2 separate regions of the Homo sapiens genome follow, and region 1 is linked to region 2. The links are chromatin contacts, found by Hi-C or POLR2A ChIA-PET in ENCODE. All regions are on one chromosome and are shown on one strand. Each heading gives the region's core, a stretch centred on a gene start or an enhancer-like site at or near the end of the contact. The rest is flanking DNA. Distances are from core to core; before and after follow the strand shown. Region 1 overlaps INCR1 (interferon stimulated noncoding RNA 1). Region 2 overlaps RIC1 (RIC1 partner of RAB6A GEF complex).

Region 1 (6,747 bases), core at 2,744-5,243, 180 kb after region 2:
AAGGTTCGTTATTTTATGTATGAGGAAACTAAGGTTCAAAGAGAACGACTTGTCTGTAGTCATGCAGCTGGTTAATGGCAGAGCTGGATTCAACTCAGGCAAGCTACCTATAGATCTCAGGGCAGGTAGGAAAGGGTTATATTAGACTCAAGTAGGAAGCTTTATGAAATTGCTCCCCACTTCCTGCTTCTCCATGATATTCTGATATGTACCCCAAATGGCTGTGAATCTTTGCAGAAGTCAGTGGTTGTTACTGACCGGAGAGTGAGGAATTATCTTCCATGTTTTGGGGGTGGTAAAAATTCTGAGAACCACCACCACATGTTACTTCTTCCATCTGCCTTCCGCTGCTTGAGGCTTCAAAATAAAGTTGTAAGAAATTCCAGCTCTTTGCCCTTACCAATATAGCCCAGGGTGACTCTTACTTAATTCTGTATATGAGTTCCAGAAAATATAGAACTCTATAGAAAAAAATGTATGGCACTTGGCTGAGATTTTCTGTTGACTTCCCTCCAGTCCTTATAAGATCACTTTTCCCTTACTTGATTGTTGTCCCCCATTGACCAAACCAGCAGGTTCTGGCCACTCCCCTCAGTGACTAAAGCTGTCAGCGTCATTACTAGGGTTAAGGCCCTGTCATGGGCTGCCCCAGCCACACACATATTCCAGCTGCTTTGCCTGTTTTAGTCATCCTGTGACATCTCTTCTTGTTATATAGGATATCATCTATGTAAAAGATGAGAGAGAGAGAGGGCTTCTGTGATCTGCAAACCCTTTGAAGACAAGGCTGATGTTTTACTATCTATCTTGGTGCCTAGTACAGTGCTTAGTACCAAATGAATGATAAAATACATGAGAAAGAACAGGATGGTCTCCTCATGATTGCACTTTCTCAGGATAGGCCTGGACCCTATCTCCATTTCCATAGAAATGGCCCTTTCCCCCAGGTTCTGGTACATGGCCCTGGTTGAGCTAATAAACAGCAACAAAAGAACTTAAAGTCTAAAAATGCTTTGAGGCCTGAAAGAAATTATCTCTGAAGGTGAAGTGTTGAGGTAGAAAGATGGAGAAATGGGGTAAGTGCATGTGCAGGGAAAGGGCAGGGACTTCCCAGCTCACCTCCTGTCATGTCCAGATGCAGCCACATACTTTGCTTACAGTGACTTGTCCTGTGTGGAGGCAATTCTTTGAGGCAAAACTATGCCTTAAAGCCTTAAAGCCCAGCCCAGAATTTCACATCAGCCCTTCTCTAGTCCTGACATTATTCACCAAATAAAAGGCAGATACTTGCTATGTTTTACAAGTTTCTTGTCTGTGTCATCAGCCTTGTTCCATCCTTAGATACAAAGAGGGTTGAAAACAGGATGTTTGAAAACAGGATGTTTGGGTTAAAAAACAGGGTTGAAGAAAAAAAGAATAATATTCAGAAAAGAATGTGGCAAGTGGACATAGTTCTTAAGGAACCCTACAAATGAGATTTGAAAACCTGGCTCATTTCATGATTCATTGACTCAAAGATTTTAAGGACATATTTCAGCTGGTAGAAAAAAGTTCACTTGAGGATAACATCTTGAGAGTCAAGTTGAAGATAAAAGACTCCTGTTTCTGGTATCTCTGTGAAACATAAACGAGGGTACCCTTTAGGACCAAGTACTTCATAGAAAGTTAGAGCTGGAAGGGGATTTACAAGCCATTTCATTTTAGTCTTCTCAGGAAACTGAGGCTCATAGGAGTTAAGTGTCTAGTTTGAAGAATTATGGGATCTTAGAGTAAGAAGATTTGTAATTCATCACCTAAGGGAAGAATACTTTCCAGAGTATCCTGAAAAATGGTAGCTCCAGGCTATGTAGATATATCCAGGAACCAGGAGGTTAACCTTTGATGAACAGCTCTAGTTGTTAGTGAATTCTTTCCATTTCTGGGCCAAATTCTTCTTCAATGTAACTTGCACCCATTGATCTTGGCTCTCATGTCTTCCCTTGATAATTCTTCTCCAGGAGAAATGCGCCCAGCTTCTTCCAATATTCCTAGTCTAGGGGTGGCTTCAAGCCCGATTGCCATCTTGGGTGCTTCCCTCTAGATCTACTCTCATTTATTCATGTCCCAATTAACAAGTCGGGCCCAGAATAGAACAAAATATTCTAGAGGTAGGCTGGCCTAGACATAGTAGGTTCCATAGGACTATTTGTTCCCAGTTCTGAACAGTGTCCTGTCAACACTGCTGAAGTTCTCCTTAGTGTTTTTGTTTTGTTTTGAGACAGGGTCTCACTTTGTTGCCTAGGCTGGAGTGCAGTGGTGAGGTCATGGCCCATTGCAGCTTTGATCTCCTTGGGCTCAGGTGATCCTCCTACCTAAGCCTCCCTAGTATCGGGACTACAAGTGTGCGCCATCACGCCCAGCTAATTTTTGTATTTTTTATAGAGACGCAGTTTCGCCATGTTGCCCAGGCTGGTCTCAAACTCCTGGGCTCAAGTGATCCACCTGCCTTGGCCTCTTAATGGGCTGGGATTATAGGCATGAACCACCATGCCCAACCTCCTTAGTTTTTAAGCAATTGGATTTCAATTCAACCTGCATTTGTACTTAGGGCACATTTGTAGTTTATGAGTATGATACTGTTTAAATTCTTTTCTATTAAATCCCCAGAACTTTTTCATATTAACTGCTAATAAACTGCTCTTCCATCTTAGGTGTGTGGATCAAAAGCAGGACCTTTCATTCTACCTCTTTGGTTTTGACCTCGTGATTCAACCTGGGACTTAATTTTTTTATTTTTTATTTTTATTTTTTGAGGCAGGGCGTCATGCTGTTGTACAGGCTGGAGTGCAGTGGTACAATCTTGGCTCACTGCAGCCTCAACCTCCCGGGCTCAAGCGATCCTCCCACCTCAGCCTCCCAATTAGCAGGGATCACAGGCACACACTACCACACCTGGCTAATCTTTGTATTTTTTGTAGAGATGGAGTTTTGCTATGTTGCCCAGGCTGGTATTGAACTCCTGACCTCAAGTGATCTGCCCGCCTCGGCCTCCTAAAATGCTGAGATTACAGGTGTGAGCCACTGTGGCAACCTGGGATTTTGAAATAGAAACTCTTCTATCCAACTGACTCTCTCTCCCTACTTTATTAATCATCATATATTATAAGCTCATCTTCTATGTTTTCATCCAAGTTACCCATAAGACAGAGGGAAAAAGACAATTTTTTAGTAGTTGCTTTGTCAACCTAACCTCTTCTCTCAACCATATTCACTTACTCACAAGGATATAAATGTACATCTTGTTGTGTGCTGTGATTAAAAATCAATATATTCTATGTCTATGGCAACTCCATGAGCTACCAAACTTGTAACTCCCTAAGCTACCAAACTGGTAACTTTTTTTTTTTCTTTTTGAGACAGGGTCTCATTCTGTTTCCTAGGCTAGAGTGTGGTGGTGTATTCACAACTTACTGCAGCCTCAACCTCCTGGGCTCAGTCGATCCTCCCACCTCAGCCTCCCCAGTAGCTGGGACTGCAGGCGTGCACCATCACACCTGGGTAATTTTTGTATTTTTTGTAGAGATAGGGTTTTGCCATGTTGCCCAGGCTGGTCTTGAACTCCTGAGCTCAAGCCATCTGCCTGCCTCAGCCTCCCAAAGTGCTAGGATTACAAGTGTAAGCCACCATGCCCAGCCCAAACTGGTAACTTTACTGAAAAAGAAATGGGATAAATTAGGCAAGTTACTTAACTTCTATAAGCCCAAGTTTCCTCATCCATAAAATGTGAATATTTGTTCTACTCCCTTTACCAGGTGGTAGTGAGGCTCAACTAGTATAACAAGACATTTGAAAATGCTTTGTAAACTTAAAAAAATTTTTTTTTGAGATGGAGTCTTGCTCTGTCGCCCAGGCTGGAGTGCAGTGGCGTGATCTCAGCTCACTGGAAGTTCCTCCTCCCAGGCTCAAGCAATTCCCCTGCGTCAGCCTCCCAAGTAACTGGTGGGCACTCATCACCACGCCCGGCTAATTTTTGTATTTTTAGTAGAGACGGGGTTTCACCATGTTGGCCAGGCTGGTCTCTAACTCCTGACCTCAAGTGATCTGCCAGCCTCGGCCTCCCAAATTGCATTTTTCTTTCCCTCCCTGCTCTCTTGGGCTACTCCTGTCCATGGGGAGCTCCCACCCACCCTGAATTCCTTTGGGTCTTATGGTCTGGTCCCACTTATCAGTCACTTGATTGCATGTAGCTTTGGTTTTTGTGGTGTATTTCTCCAGCTCACTATACATTCCTCAAACTCAAGGTAGAGCATATCTAATACATACTTTGTATTTCTCACAAGTACACAGTGCTGACTGGGGGTTTCAGAGTCCTAAGACAGAGTCTGAAACACCCTGGGGACTAGATGAGCTGCCTTTATGCCACACAGCCTTGAAAGGGAGGGGACTGTGTCAGGGTAGTCCAGTGAATCACCCTGTCTCATTGATGAGTGTAAGAAAGTAGAGGCTCTGGTCAACCTGGACTTAAACTTTCCATTGTGCTTCTCAGGGGATACAGCTGTAGCCTGCCAGACTGGCATTTTCCCTAACAGCTTTCAAATGTCACATTCCACTATAACATACTCACACACAGAAGCTGTTCTTTCTTTGTCTTCATTTTGAGAACACTCAGAAAAGTTTTTATATTTTGGAAAGACCCCTTTCATTCCCCACCCTTGAGTTTTCTGCCTTCAGGACGTTAGTTCTTGAAGACAACTCCCCAGAGCACTAGTGGAAAGATGCTGGCAGCTCCTCCAATCACATGAACCTCACATGTTCTGACGCAGCTCAGTCATGCATTCTGTGCTGGAGCTGCATGATGTTTGATTAGGCAGGCAGGATGCTGGCAAACCCAGTGCCTTTTCAAACTTTAACTTAGTACACTTTTCTTGTAGTTTCTCTTTAGATTCTCATAAAAACACAGGTGAAAGTTTGTACTTGACATAGGGAAAAAACACAAGTTGTGCATCTAAAAATTCTGCCCCAGAAACATTATATCTGCCATTTATGTGACCTTTTGATTTATAATAAGCAGATGCTGAAATTCTAAAATTTCAAAATATTTTTAAAGAATTGCTTAAAGATTTTTTTTGAATTTAAAATGTTTATTTTTTAAGCTTTTCAAATACAAGAAGAATATAAAGAAAAAAATTACCCATAATCTCATGACATTGACAAAGATAGCCACTGTTATTGCCATTCTAATTTTATAGTTGAGAAAACAAAGGAGAGGAAGAAAGGAAAGAAAATGAGCTTTTAGGGTTTTTTTTCTCAACTTTAAGAAAAAAACTCCTTAGAGGGATCCCCCAAAATTTTGTAAACAATTGACAGATATTCATATTCCTAATAACACATATTGCCAGGAGTACCATTGCTGTTTCTGAACACCATGATGTTTCTTCAGTAAGCTCTACAGAGATCTCATTTCCATGTCACAGAGGAAAACTACTTAAAATAACATTTTATGAAAGTTACTATACTACGTTACAAAACATCTTGTAAAACAGAGAAAAGAAGGAAATTACATACAACCCCAACACTTTAACAAAATCTTATTCATATTTTAGCATACTTCCTTCTGTCCTTTTTTCCCATTCTAAATTTTTTTTAACTTTTATTTTAAGTTCAGGGGTACATGTGCAGGATGTGCAGGTTTGTTACATAGGTAAACGTGTGCCATAGTGGTTTGCTGCACAGATCATCCCATTACCTAATGCCCAGCGTCCATTGGCTATTTTTCCTGATGGTCTCCCTCCTCCTACCCCCGCTTCTGACAGGCCCCAGTGTGTTTTGTTCCCCCCATGTGCTCATGTGTTCCATCATTCAGTTCCCACTTGTAAGTGAGAACATGCAGTGTTTGGTTTTCTGTTCCTGTGTTAGTTTGCTGAGGAGAATGGCTTTCAACTCCATCCATGTCTCTGCAAAGGACATGATCTTGTTCCTTTTTATGGCTGCATAGTATTCCATGGTATATATACACTACATTTTCTTTATCCAGTCTATCACTGATGGGCATTTAGGTTGATTTTATGTCTTTACTATTGTGAATAGTACTGCAGTGAACATACGTGTGCATGTATCTTTATAATAGAAGGATTTGTATTCCTTTGGGTATATACCCAGTAATGGGGTTGCTGAGTCAAATGGTATTTCTGCTGGGTCAAATGGTGTTCTTGTTGACACCACCAGGTCTTATCTCAAAGGTCTAGAAAATTGATTCTGTGAGTAAACTCAGAATTAGACTAAAAAACTGGATCATACTAACCAAACTCCTAAGGGACTTTTCTATTATAAGAAATGCCATTGACATGCATATCAGAAGTTGCTTTAAAAAGTCTATTCCTATAGAAAACCCTATATAAGAAGTCAAATTATACTCAGGTTTCTCAGTAAGCATAGACCATAGATGGGGTGAAGGATGGTGGTGGTGGCTAGAATGATTTTAATGACTAGTGTCAACAAGCTACATGACTGATGCACTCACATAGGAGGAATAGATCTGACAGGTGGTAGGAACATGTGGGCTGGATGGACAGAGACCCTTCTCCATTGGACATGCTGGAGATTCACTAAATATTTTTCCATATTGGCCTCTCTTGCCTCGACTCCATGCACACTGCTTTCAATTCAATTCCATGATAATTGTTAAGTATCTTCTATGTGCGAATCCTTGTACTGGGTTCTGGGACTATAAAAATGAATAAAATACCAGGTCCTCCTCCTAATACCTCA
Region 2 (7,459 bases), core at 2,984-5,483:
TTTGTAGAATGAATACAGGGAACAGGAAAAGGGGGACAGAAGAAGTCAGACCAGGAAGCAGGTGATGGGTGGCTGACAGAAAGAAAGGCAGCAAACCTCTATGCTATATTTGAAAAGCCCAATGAAAAGAGGGAAGGAGAGCACATCAAAGAAACTAAGGATAGAGAGGCAAAGTGAAATTAAATTTCTCAGTGTGAGTCATGCAGACATATGAAAAGAATACCAACTTTTTTTTTCTTAAATGACAAGGTTTCACAATGTCACCCAGTCTGGAGTGCAGTGGTGTGATCATAGCTCACTGCAACCTCAAACTCCTGGGCTCAAGCTATCTTCCCCACCTCAGCCTCCCAAGTAGCTGGGACTACAGGTACTTGCCACCATGCCTAGCCAATGTATTTTTATTTTTGCAAGGATGGGATCTTGCTGTGTTGCCCAGACTCATCTTGAACTCCTGGCCTCAAGCAATCCTCCCACCTTGGCCTCCCAAAGTGCTGGAATTACAGGTGTTAGCCACCTTGCCAGTCCTGAAACCAATTTTTAAAAATTACAACTTGCCTAAGTATAGTCTCTCATTCCTGACTTACATGAGCTAATGTGGGGGAACTGGTTTGGTAACTGGATAATGTGGTGCTTTAAGTGAGAGGCAGTTTAGTGGTGGGGTAAAGAGCCTAGTCTCTGGTGCAGTACTGCCTGGATTCGGATCTTGGCTCTGCCACTCATTTGTTGTGTGAACATAACTAAGTTTATTTTCCTAGGCCTCTGTTTCTTCACCTATACAATGTGGATAACCCTCATAGAGTTGTTTAAAATAGGACCTATGTATGTAAATGCTTAGAATAAGGCCTGGCATGTAGTAAGCACTTGTTAAAAAACAGTAAAACAGGCTGGGCATGGTGGCTCATGCCTGTAATCCCAGCACTTTGGGAGGCAGAGGCAGGCGGATCACCTGAGGTCGGGAGTTTGAGACTAGCCTGACCAATACGGAGAAACCCCGTCTCTACTAAAAATACAAAATGAGCCAGGCGTGGTGGTGCATGCCTGTAATCCCAGCTACTTGGGAGGCTGAGGCAGAAGAATCACTTGAACCTGGGAGGCGGAGATTGCGATGAGCCGAGATCAAGCCATTGCACTCCAGCCTGGGCAACAAGAGCGAAACTCCATCTCAAAAAACAAAAAAACCCAGTAAAACATGACAATAACAAACGTTCAATAAGCTCTCACTATGTGCCCAAGCACGGTAGTAAGAATATAAACATATGTTCATGTTGTCCTGGGGAAAAAAAAAAAAAGAGAATATGAACAATATAAAACAAAGGATTAGGTAAGGAAAAAAATGAGACAACAACAGAAGAACATAGGAAGGAATACACAGGCCTCACAAACCAGAGGAAATTCTCATGATTTTATAATGTTAGTGTGAATTCATAGTCATCTCTCAGAAGACAATATCCCATCTATGGGTGATAGCAGTTTCAGTCTCCAGCATACAATTCATTTGGCTCCCCGACTGTGTAATAACTTCTCTAATCAATAGGTCACAAGAGTGTCAAATGCATTAGCACTAAATTTATATCAAAAAGTATAATTAGAAGGAAAGGTAAAATTACGACTTTAAGAAGGCTTTTGGATTACCTACAGATTTATCTATCTTCCTTTTGGTCCTCTATCATCAGAGGTAATTTAAAAGTTTGTTGCATTTTCAAATCAAAACCACAACGCAATGCCACCTTACTCCTGCAAGAATGACCATAATCAAAAAACAGTAGATGTTGGCATGGATGTGGCCATCAGGGAACACTTCTACACTGCCGGTGGGAATGTAAACTAGTACAGCTGCTATGGAAAACAGGGTGGAGATTCCCTCAATAACCAAAAGTAGAACTACCATTTGATCCAGCAATCTCACTACTGGGGTTCTACCCAGAGGAAAAGAAGTCATTCAAAAAAGATACTTGCACACACGTTTATAGCAGCACAGTTCACAACTGCAAAATCGTGGAACCAACCCAAATGCCCATCAGTCAACGAGTGGATAAAGAAACTTGTATATACGTATATATGATGGAATACTACTCAGCCATAAAAAGGAATGAATTAACAGCATTTGCAGTGACCTGATGAGATTGGAGAGTATTATTCTAAGTGAAGTAACTCAGGAATGGAAAACCAAATGTAGTATGTTCTCACTGATATGTGGGAGCTAAACCATGAGGACGCAAAGGCATAAGAATGATACAATGGACTTTGGGGACTTGGGGGAAAGGCTGGGAGGGGGTGAGGGATAAAAGACAACAAATATGGTGCAGTGTATACTGCTTGGGTGATGGGTGCACCAAAATCTCACAAATCACCACTAAATAACTTATTAATGTAACCAAATACCACCTGGACCCCAGTAACTTATGGGAAAAAAAAGTTTGTAGCATTTGGCCAGGTAGGGTGGCTCACGCTTGTAATCCCGGCCCTTTGGGAAGCAGAGGCAGGTGGATCCTTGAGGCCAGGAGTTCGAGACTAGCCTGGGCAACATGTTGAAACCCCGTCTCTACTAAAAATATGAAAATTAGCCGAGTGTGGTGGCATATGCCTGTAATCCCAGCTACTTGGGTGGCTGAGGCAGGATAATCGCTTGAACCTGTAAGGCGGAGGTTGCAGTGAGCTGAGATGGTGCCACTGCATTCCAGCCTGGGTGACAGAGTGAGACTCTGTCTTAAACAAGTTTGTTACATTCAGAACAGGTACATGAAGATCTATTCCAGAAAAAGGGGCAGAAACTATTCAGAGGGTGCTGAAGTGAACTTGGGAGGAAGGAAAAAGGGAAGCCTTCTGTGTGGCCTCTGCTTTTTGGGAATGGAAAAAGAAACTGCAATTGGATTAAATAGTTGTTTCCATTAAGACCTAATTTTGTAAATGTCTTGAAATGCAATGTGTCATGAATGCCCAAAAAGCAGTAATGGCTCTTTATTATTTTACCTTTTTCCAGAGGGACCAGATGGCATACTTAGTGTTTTCTGTAAACTGAATTTACTGGCAGGAACATTTTCAGCTGACTGGGATAAACTGATGCTTCGATTCCTGAAGAACTCAAATCCACCACTTGAACTGGGTTCCTAGGATTACACACCATATGCAGTACCATTAGAGAAAGATGCTACGTGGGTGTATGGCCTAGAGAAGATGTGTAACTTTTGCAACTAACCTGAGCTGTGGGTGTGGATGGAGGTGTCTCAGATTCTCCAGAGCCAATGGCTTTAAGAAATCGAATCATGTGTCGACAAAGGTCCCACTTGCCTTGTTCTAGTGCTGTGTTGAATAGAAGGGTAGCATGTTGCCTACTTACTGCAGGGACTTCCATATTCTACAAAAAACAACCAGGACAGCATTCTTTTTATACTACACAATTTGGGAAGATATGAGCAATTCTTTATCTCGTTTTCTAAACTCAAAGAATGTAGCCACACCACCACAGGGGTTAGTTTAATAATAAGATTAAAAAGTACCATACAAGGAAAAGCGAGGCAAGTACTCTTCTGGTGTATGTAAACTATAATTTATTAAACTCCTACTACATGCCAGATAGCATACATATACTTTAAGTCATTTCATTTATTTCTCCCAGTGACTCTGCAGATAGGCATATCATTTGTATTTTACAAGTGAGGAAACTGAGTTAAGTAAATTGTTGAAGATCAGCAGAAAAGGAAGAAAAAAAAGGGAGGTTTGCCTGACTCCAAAATAGGTCAGGTCTGTCTCCTGTTGCAGAGTTTTCTGAGGATGTGACTAGAATCTTTGCTTTGGGCAATAGCAAGTAGTAAAGTTCTGCTGCACATTCAGAATCCTCCATTTTTCTTTCACAAATTTAACCTGCCTATCTTGGTCTTTATGGAAAGGTGCCTAATAGACAACTGTAATTGTAATTATTATCTGCCAATCCATAGCAACTTAGGAATTCTGTTGCAGAAAAAAATTACATTGTCAGGGAGATACAGTGAAGTTGCAGGGAGTGACCCGGAACCAAAAAACAGCTGCATTTATTTTGATTCTATTTTTAAAACCCTATGTCTTTTTCTTTAGGGTTAGCCATGGAATCATACTTCAAGGCCACCTGGCCTCTGCTTGAGTGTCTCCTCTGGTTTCAGTTCATTGTCATGAAGCAAAGAAGCTGACAGGAAATCTGCTTCAGGCAGAGATTGAAACCAGGTTTATGGTTAGCTTCTTACATCAATGGAAACAACTTTGCAGTAACTGGAAAGAATCTTTAAGTGTAGCCTATCAAATAACCAACTGTCAAGCCCTTTTGTCAAATAGCTAATGAAATAAATTTTCAGGAGTTGCAAAGAAGCCATTATTTTGAGAAAAACTGTGTGCTATGAGGGTCTTTGCTGTGGCAGGCCTGAGCCTTCTCAGCTTGCTTTGGGGAAGACTAGCTCAAGGTGCTCTGTTATGACCATGCTCTAATAAGTGTCCCCTCAGTAACCCACACTGAAAGGAAACAAATCTACTGTTGTGAGAAGCTCAAACTCACTAATATCTCAAATAATACTTTCTTTGCTATGTTTCTTATGTAATATTTCAATAATCTTATGTAATATTTCTTCCATGTTCCTATTACATGTATTCTAATATACATATTAAATTTCTTCAATATATTAAAATTTCAAAACACTACTCTGAACTCATTAATCTGTTTTAGGCCTATTTATGGACAATGGAAAAAATATCTCTGCAATGTTACTTTATGATATTCAAAGGAATCTGTCTGAATTCTTCCAAATTAAAGATATAAACAGAAAATTTGACTATGAATTCCTTAAACACAATCATGGTGTCAAAACAGGACATTTCTATTTTTCTAAGTTTAAGCTCATTAATTCTTGCCCCTTTATAAGAAGAGAATTGTTACCTGTAAGATAATAAGGTAAGAGGCAGCTGTGTCCAAATCCTGAGCCATCAAACACTCCTCAAACAAGTCCTTAGGGTTTCCAACAGCTGCAAAAAGGTAATTCCACAGGGCATATTCGGTCTTCCTGGCACAATGGACAACTGTCTGCAGGAAGAGGGGGAACTCAGTGATAAATTTTGCCACAGTGGGAAGCAGAGGGTCGGGAATGGGCTCCCGTGAGGTAGCTTCTTCTTCCAGTACTTCATGGAGCATGAGCTCCAGCACATGAGGGAAGTAAGGTAATGTGGCACAGGACTGGGCCAAGAGCAAGGCTTGCTCCCCAAGGTTTCTGACCAGAAGTTGACGTAGAATGTGGTGGAGGTAGATCTGAGAGGTTCTCTCCACAACACAGAAAGGGAAGAGCACCTCCAGCTGTTCTCTAGCATTGTTCCGAGTATATAAAGAATCATAGAGCAAAGTGTCATTGACAGCACCAAGGACTAAAGCATCTTCAAACAGAACAGCTAGCGGGTAAATGTTGATGTGGAAAGGCAGCATGATCCGCTGGGACAAGAAGGAATGGGGCTTGCGGTGATCCCTAGGGAAGAGAGGGAGCCAAACTTTCATCCCTGCACCACCACAGCTCAGCCAGAGGGCCTCCAGAAGGTGACGTTTCTGTTTATTTGCTCGACACGTTGTCCAGACATTTTCAACAGACTGGGCTAGTACAACAGGAGGACAGAATGGCAGCTGGAGAAGGAGAGACAAGAATCAAGTTGTTTTCCTATTAAATCTGCAGGTTCTTAAGTTCCTAGGTACTAGTTTACTAAGTCTTTCAAATGATAGTATAATATTTTTTTGGGAAAAGCAAAGGGATCTAATTAGAATTAGAGTTAATAAAAGTATCCTGGCCTTTTAAAGTATATACACTTAAATCTGAAAACAAAACACCCCATGAACTTCACCAGTCTATCCCTATTTTTTCCATTAGAATTTGCAATGAATGATGCCTAAGCAGTTAACATATGGAGTATGGAACATTTCATGATCATTTTGGGACCTTATCCTCCAGTCAGTCAGTCTTACACCCAGAGGCTTAAGACTGATTTTATGGACTTAATTTCTCCTTTCCAAATCATAAAATACTCTTCTCTTAAATTGTTTCATTCCTTCATCCTCATCCCATACCTTCTTAATGTTTGAAAAGAAATGACTAGTACTTTACTCACAAGTTTCCTTTGGTTATTAGGGTTACTGTCCTTCTCCCGGATCTGTGGGCCTGACCTGTCCCTCTGCATCATGATGAGCTGTCCTGCCAGGTTTAACATAATGCTCTCTGCACCACGAGCCTGAAATTTAAGAAAAAGCAGCTAAATTCATACTTCTGTATCGGTATGCTTTCCGCATCTCCCCCCAATCCATAAGGTTTATAGGTCAAACAATCTACATTATTTATTGAGGTTGTACTATGTACAGCCATTCTGCTAGGCTCTGTGGGAATATAAGGAGCTTTCTGGCTAGGATGGTACAAAGCCTAACACATAATGCAATTAATGAACACCACCAGTGACATAAGATTGAGGGCAGAGTTGAATTATCCTGAAAAAGCTAAGACAACTTTAGAAGTTTATAAAAATGAGAGATCACTTCAGTGATCTAGCTGTCATAACAACAGAAAGTTTAAAAGGATGCAGTGAACCTGACAGATGAGGAAGACATACACGTGTGGGAGAGTAAGGGTTGGTAATCTAATGGAAAACGAAGACATGGAACTATTGGGAAAGTGAGAACAGTCTGGCTAGACTAGGGACATTATGAGAACAAAGCTGGATGGTAACAGACCTTCAAGGAGGATTCAGAAAGCCAGGTAAAAGAGCAGCAGGAAAGAAGCCACTACTTATGGTTCTTGAATAAGACAGTTATTTAAAAAATCAGAGTTAATCAGGATAGGTTACTGAGGAGAGGCAGATTTCATGGGTGTTGACTTCAGAAATGAGGAAATAGTCTGCCTTTTTATAATGAAAAATTTCAATCAAACCTCAGAGAGCCTAGTATAATGATTTCCAATTGAGCCCTATCACGCAACTTAAACCATTATGCACATTAAACTTTGAGCAGCCCTGTTTTAAAAGGAACCTCAGATATCAAGTCATTTCTATCTGTAAAGAGGAAGGAACATTTTGGTTAAAAAACAGAACTTACTGCTATCCTAGACATGAAAGGTAGAAAAAGAGATGAACCAAAGATGATTTCCAGGTTAGCTGAGGTGCTAGAGAAGTTGAAGTTATTATCACTGATAGAAGACAGGAAGAGAAATTAGGGAAGGGAAAACCAAAGAGTTTCCCTTTTTCTTTTTGGCTCATTTAATTTGAAAAAATAAAAAAAAATTCTTAAGAATTCCAAGTAAAAATGTGAGCAATCACTAAATCAGAGACGACTGTACCAGCATCAGAAGCTTAAAGGTGAGGCTGGGCCAGGCTGGGCGCAGTGGCTCACACCTGTAATCCCAGCATTTGGTGGGAGGCTGAGGTGGGTGGATCACGAGGTCAGGAGTTCAAGACCAACCTGGCCAAAATGGTG

The links. Hi-C counts contacts between places; a loop is a spot of excess contacts on that map. ChIA-PET counts read pairs that join two places held with the same protein, here RNA polymerase II (POLR2A). Pooled maps may share reads with other maps.
Region 1: a loop to region 2 is called in a pooled map, with 2.4 times the contacts of the local background. The contact joins two enhancer-like sites. A Hi-C loop is called at or near these places in 2 of 37 single-sample maps with no recorded cell type and 5 of 50 pooled maps. POLR2A ChIA-PET finds 5 or more read pairs at or near these places in 2 of 52 experiments (WTC11 and activated CD4-positive, alpha-beta T cell).

What each region holds. Positions count from the first base shown.
Region 1 is chr9:5,581,102-5,587,848 of GRCh38, reverse strand. All of the region lies in intron 1 of INCR1 (interferon stimulated noncoding RNA 1), which reads left to right. Among named protein-coding and RNA genes, the nearest start is that of RIC1, 45 kb to the left of the region's middle. Within about 2 kb of position 3,993, at least 8 of the 41 ENCODE cell types and tissues checked have a DNase peak (open chromatin) inside an H3K27ac peak, as active enhancers do.
Region 2 is chr9:5,761,310-5,768,768 of GRCh38, reverse strand. RIC1 (RIC1 partner of RAB6A GEF complex) reads right to left here. Exons shown (of 26, transcript NM_020829.4): 18 at 6,109-6,228; 19 at 4,901-5,629; 20 at 3,197-3,355; 21 at 2,971-3,107. Among named protein-coding and RNA genes, the nearest start is that of ERMP1, 68 kb to the left of the region's middle. RefSeq lists an enhancer at 5,162-6,361. Within about 2 kb of position 4,233, at least 2 of the 41 ENCODE cell types and tissues checked have a DNase peak (open chromatin) inside an H3K27ac peak, as active enhancers do.